Linked DNA regions of Homo sapiens: region 2 is linked to region 1. A link is an interaction called in ENCODE POLR2A ChIA-PET data of the cell type or tissue named here. Cell type or tissue: Caco-2. All regions are shown on one strand. Each heading gives the region's core, and the rest is flanking DNA. Links, peaks and the distances in the headings are about the cores only.

Region 1 (2,915 bases), core at 135-2,634:
GAGCAAGGAGATCCAGTCCAAGTCCCAAAACTGAAGAACCTGGAGTCCGACGTTTGAGGGCAGGAAGCATCCAGCATGGGAGAAAGATGTAGGCTGGGAGGCTAGGCCAGTCTCTCTCCTTTTCGTGTTTTTCTGCCTGCCTTATATTCACTGGCAGCTGATTACATTGTGCCCACCAGATGAAGGGTGGATCTGCCTTCCCCAGCCCACTGACTCCAATATTAATCTCTTTTGGCAATAGCCACGCAGACACACCCAGGATTCATACTTTGTATCCCTCAATCCAATCAAGTTGACACTCAGTATTAACCATCACACCAACTATCACAACACTCACCTGACTACATACATTTTTAGGCCTTTAATGCAGATGGATCCATTTTCATAAGCTGAAGAAGATAAAAAGATGGAAGGCAGAGGTGGGAGGATCACTTAAGGCCAGGAGTTCAAGGCCAGCCCGAGCAACCTAGCAAGACCCTGTCTCTAAATAAATTTTTTTTTAAAGAAGAAAGGTGAAAGGATAATATAGAAGAAATAGTATTTGAAGCCAATGCATAAGTTTCTAAGTGAGTGAAGGTGAGTAGGTGAAAGACAGGATTCCAGAGATTGGGCAGATGAACCATTAGCAAACAATTGAATGTTATTGTCTTTTTGTGTTTTTTTTTGTTGTTGTTTGTTTGTTTTTCTCTTTTAGAGACAGAGTATTGCTCTGTTGCCCAGGCCAGAGGCAGTGCTATGATCAGAGCTCAATGCTGCCGTGACCTCCTGGGTTCAAGTGATCCTCCTGCCTCAGCCTCCCAAGTAGCTGGGACTACAGGTATGCATCACCATGCCTAGTTAATTTTTTAAATTTTTTGTAGAGACAGGGTTTCGCTATGTCGCCCAGGCTGGTCTCAAACTCCTGGCCACAAGCGATCCTCCCACCTCAGCCTCCCAAAGTGCTGGGATTACAGGCATGAGCCACCGTGCTTGGCCTCATTGTTTAATATTTAATGAAAGTATACATGGTGCTAAATTTATTTAGCCTCAGTCAGTGACCCCTAACAAACCACTAAGGCATTCCATGCCAGGCTGACCAGGTACAGTGGCACACAAGCCAAATGCTACTGCCACACAGCCTCCTTTTTAAATGTCCCAGAGTAGAGAGGAATAGGGACAGCTGCATTTTTGCAGCCAGCAAGGAGCTCCAGAGAGATCCTTTCCCAGCAGCCCCTGCCTTCCAGACAGGCGTTCTTATGCTCCAGTTATGTTCTGCAAATCTCAGCTTTTTTCATGTCCTCATCAGTCAACATCATCAGCAAGCTTTGCGGGGAGAAAGCCAAAAAAGTTCTTATCTTTAAAAACAAAAAAAAAAGAAAGGAAAGTCTTGCATTAGACGGACTTTGTCCAGCGCTGTTGCACCCGCCCTCCCTTCCTTCCACTCATACCTAACTTTGAAAACTGTCCCCAGGCATAATAAAATCCCCCTGGCTGGATTTACGACCTTCCAAGCTGCAGTGGAGAGGAAAAAGGCCCAACTCTGAGAAAAACAAGTATCCAGGGAGGACGGTGTGTGCTGAATTTTAAAATGTTAAATTACGGTGAAAAATTTGCTGGAAAAGAAACTATCTTTCAAATTGTGCTACATAGTAAAGTTAATAGAGCCCATATGTCCTCTACTAAAATTTAGAAAAACAAACTAAAAACAATACTTTCGCGCCTGCCAGGCTGAAATGTGATCTACTTCTTAATATTCACCCAACACAGGGTAAAATGCTTTAAGATGGTAATGATTCCAAAGCGCAGCTCAAGCTCAGTGGATAAACAACAGACCTCAAACCCTGGGGGGCTCATGTTCTCATCATAGCTCTGGGCAAGTCACTTAATCTCATGGTTCCTTCTCAATTTTCTCAGCTCTGAAACGGGGATGGCAGCACTTCACGAGGTGTTTATGAGGCATACTAAGATGGTTGTAAAACATTTTACAAATGTTTAATAACTGATGCCCTTTTCATAATTTGGCTTTATAACATCTTTCATTATTCATTCAGTGGTGTGGAAATAAATGAGTACAGGGGCTATTTACTCAGAGCTTGCTATGCTATGGGAGTCAGCTTCCATCACTTTGGCAGAAGGTCAAAGCAGGCAGAGGAGTGAGAGAATTTACAGTGACAAAAAGGGAAGGCTTCAGGTTTATCTGGATTGGAGCTTATTGGCACGAGGAAGTGGGAGATGGACTGCTTAGAAGCAGGGCAGGCTGGGTGCGGTGGCTCACGCCTGTAATCCCAGCAATTTGGGAGGCTGAGGTGGGAAGCTCACAAGGTCAGGAGTTCAAGGCCAGCCTGGCCAACATAGGGAAACCTCGTCTCTGCTAAAAATATAAATAAATAAATAAATAAGCCGGGCATGGTGGTGCGTGCCTGTAGTCCCAGCTGCTAGGGAGGCTGAGGCAGGAGAATTGCTTTAATCTGGGAGGCAGAGGTTGCAGTGAGCCAAGATCGCACCACTGCACTCCAGCCTGGGTGACAAAGCGAAACTCTGTCTCAAAAAAAAAAAAAAAAAAAAAATGAAGCAGGGCATCTTCGGTGATTAGTCTGGGGAGCATCTTTGGCTTTCTCTGGTCGGTGCTGAGTTGGAAGCCAAGTGGTTTGGCTTCCCCAGCTGGTTGCTACAAAGTTTGTGAGACTCAGTTCTATTCCCCATGGTCTGGCCATTGTTCACTGTTGGTATATTCATCCGTGAAAAATTAAAGATAGGAGGGTTCTGACTACCCCAGGAGAAAACCAGGTGCCTGCCTAGCAGCCTAGGGAGTAATTTATATTTCTTATACCTTTTAAATACTTTTAGAAGAAGCAAATTTAGAAGATAGACTGCTGAACCAACAATTTTCACTCTCTTGAGTCACTGGGCACAACGAGCTAGCAATCAGGACAATT
Region 2 (2,915 bases), core at 295-2,794, 170 kb after region 1:
ACACAGAATAAAAACCTAGTTCTTATAATGGCCTACTGGGTCCTACATGACCTATACCCCACATTTCATAACCCCTTCTTCACTCTCACTCCCCACCACTCAGTTTTCTTCTCTAACCTCAGCTTTTACTCTTGTCTCTCTTGCTTTCTTCATTACAGCCACACTGGCCTCGTTGCTGGTTTCAGCTAGGCCGGGTACTCCCGCTTCATGACTGTTGAACTGCTTGTTTACTCTGCTTGGAGTGTTATTGCATATATTTGCGTGGATACCCTTCACGTCCAAGTCTTTGCTTAATTGTTTCCTTCATAGTGACACCTGGTCTATGCTATTTAAAATTAAAATTATGCTGCCATTCTATCCAACGTGCCAGTGCCCCTTATCTGTACTTTTTCTTTTCTTTTTCCCATAGCACTTTCACCTCTTTATGTATTATGTAATTTATATACTCTACTATTTATGTCACTTCCTTCTTTATTATATTTGTTGCTTATTGTCTGTTGGAATATAAACTCCATGAAGCAACAATTTTTTTTCTGTTTTCTTCATTGACATATCTTATGTGCCTTAGAATAACACTTAGTCTGTGGTAGATACTCAAGAAATTATTGTTAAATAAATGAATGAAGAAACAAGGCAAGGCTTGGAAAAACACATACGCTGTTTTACCCAACAGCTTTGTGACCTTGGGAAAATTATTTAACCTTTTTTTTTTTTTTAACAGTCCAGAAGTCTTTTATTTTTTTAACACCTATTATGCCATGAATTCATAGGGAATAGGTTCCAGCAGCTCAGGCTCCTTCCCACTGGTTCTCACAAAATATGCTTCTCTGGGTGGAGCAGGCTGGCGCTTCAGTTGAACCCAGGTACCTTTCTCTTTGGCTTCTTTCTTTTTCTGATCATTTTCCTTCTTTTTCTGATAACTTTCCATTTTCTGATAGCTTCCTTTAGGAAGCTATCTCGGCTCTTAGCGTGCTTAACGTGCTGAATATGCATATTAATTCTGTTGGCAAGAATCTTGCCCTTAACTTTTTTGTTTACAACAATGCCAACAGCATGCTGGGTAACATTGTAGACCCTTCCAGTTTTGCAGTGGTAACACTTGTGGGGCATTCCTTTTGAACAGTACCCATTCCCTTGATGTCTACAATATCACCTTTCTTACAGATTTGCATATAGGTGGCCAAAGGAACAACTCCATGCTTTCTAAAAGGCCTAGAGAACACGTATCGGGTGCCTCTCCTCTTTCCCTTTGTGTTCATCATTTTGGCAAATTACTGGAAGATGGCAGTTCTGGCTGAAAGACTTTTTGTTTGTTTGTTTGTTTGTTTGAGACAGAGTCTCACACTGTCACCCAGGCTGGAGTAAAGTGGCGTGATCTTGGCTCACTGCAACATCCGCCTCCCAGGTTCAAGTGATTCTCCTGTCTTAGCCTCCTGAGTAGCTGAGTTTACAGGCGTGCATCACGGTGCCTGGCTAATTTTTGTGTTTTTAGTGGAGACGGGATTTCACCATGTTGGCCAGGCTGGTCTTGAACTCCTGACCTCAGGTGATCCACCAGCCTTGGCCTCCCAAGATGCTGGGATTACAGGCATGAGCCACTACGCCTGGCCTAACCTTTCAGATCCTCAGCGCACTCGCCTATAAAATAGAGATAATTTTGTGGATTAAATAACATTTAGTATGATATGTAATATATTGGAGGTCCTAAATAAATTTTTCTTTTCCTTTCCTCGTCTCAAATTTTATTTTCTTACTTTCAAAATCATAGCTACAAGGCTCTCCTTGTCACTCAGTGCTTCTTTCTGGCTTTTTTCCCTCTTTTTAAGAGATCAGGTCTTACTGTGTTGCCCAGGTTAGACTTGAACTCCTGGGCTCAAGCAGTCCTCCCACCTCAATCTTCCGAGTTGCTGGAACTACGAGCACATGCCACTGCGCTAGGCTCTATTGCTTGTTTCTTTGTTTCTTCATATATTATTGTAATGAGTGTTTATTTATCAAGCACCTATTACATGCTGCGCATTACTTCAGCCGTTGGAAAACATAGCAGTGAATGAAATTCAGTGGAACAGATAATAAACTAAATAAATTATGTCAGGGGTTAGGTGGCAATAAGTATAATGAAGAAATATAAAGAGCAAGAAAGGGTGATGGTGACAGGGACTGCAGTGTTAACTGGGGTGATTAGGGAAGTTCTTACTGAAAAAATGACATTTATGTCAAGAACTGAAGGAAGTGAGGAAATGAGCTATGCGGATACTGGGAGAAGGCCTATCAAGCAAAAGGGGATAGTAAATGCAAAAGGTCTTGGGGGAACATGTCCGACATGTTAGAGGAACACCTAGGAAGCTAGTGTTGCTGGAATGAAGTGAATAAAGAAATTAGATCAGAGAGGAAATGGGAAGCCAGATTGTGTAATCCTTTATTCAGTACTGAAGTGGCCTCTGTGGCATCTTTGTGCAAATTGGAAAAAGATGTTTCCTCTGAGCAGATTTAGCCCTACAGGTGTATGGCGTGGCTAAGGAAGTGTGGACTGGATTTCAGTTCCTACTCAATGCCCCTGGCACAGAGCACAAATGGTACAGTCATACATGATGGTCTTGGCCTTATAGTTTATTCTATTCTTAAACAAGAGCAACACCTTTGTCTAAGCTACCAGTGAACACATATGCCTTCAGAAGAGAACTGAAAAGCTCCCTCCTACGTACATCTCATCCTCCAGCTTCTCTGATGTCTCCATTGTGGGAATGCGAGACTCAAGACAACCAGATGAGGTCGTTGTTAAAGCACCATTCTGAAGGAAATGTGAGAGAGGTGGTTAGAGTTTAATAAATTTGATAGGGTGGATTTAGGCTTTTAAAATGGCATATTCTTTGTCATTTTAAACACTGACTTGAAAATAGGTCAAAATATTAGCT

What was found. ChIA-PET counts read pairs that join two places held together with the same protein. Peaks named below come from ENCODE experiments on the same cell type or tissue, not always from the same donor. Only the 100,000 strongest peaks of a DNase experiment are listed, where the experiment ranks them.
Region 2: POLR2A ChIA-PET joins it to region 1 with 8 read pairs; 2 of 35 experiments call an interaction of 5 or more read pairs at or near these places.

What each region holds. Positions count from the first base shown.
Region 1 is chr12:12,318,912-12,321,826 of GRCh38, reverse strand. No RefSeq gene overlaps it. Among named protein-coding and RNA genes, the nearest start is that of MANSC1, 30 kb to the left of the region's middle. In Caco-2, for the core only: no CTCF peak of the experiment used is centred there; a DNase peak (open chromatin) is centred at 1,336.
Region 2 is chr12:12,153,609-12,156,523 of GRCh38, reverse strand. The region is part of intron 12 of LRP6 (LDL receptor related protein 6); the gene reads left to right. It also overlaps the pseudogene RPL21P100. Among named protein-coding and RNA genes, the nearest start is that of MIR1244-4, 43 kb to the right of the region's middle. In Caco-2, for the core only: no CTCF peak of the experiment used is centred there; no DNase peak of the experiment used is centred there.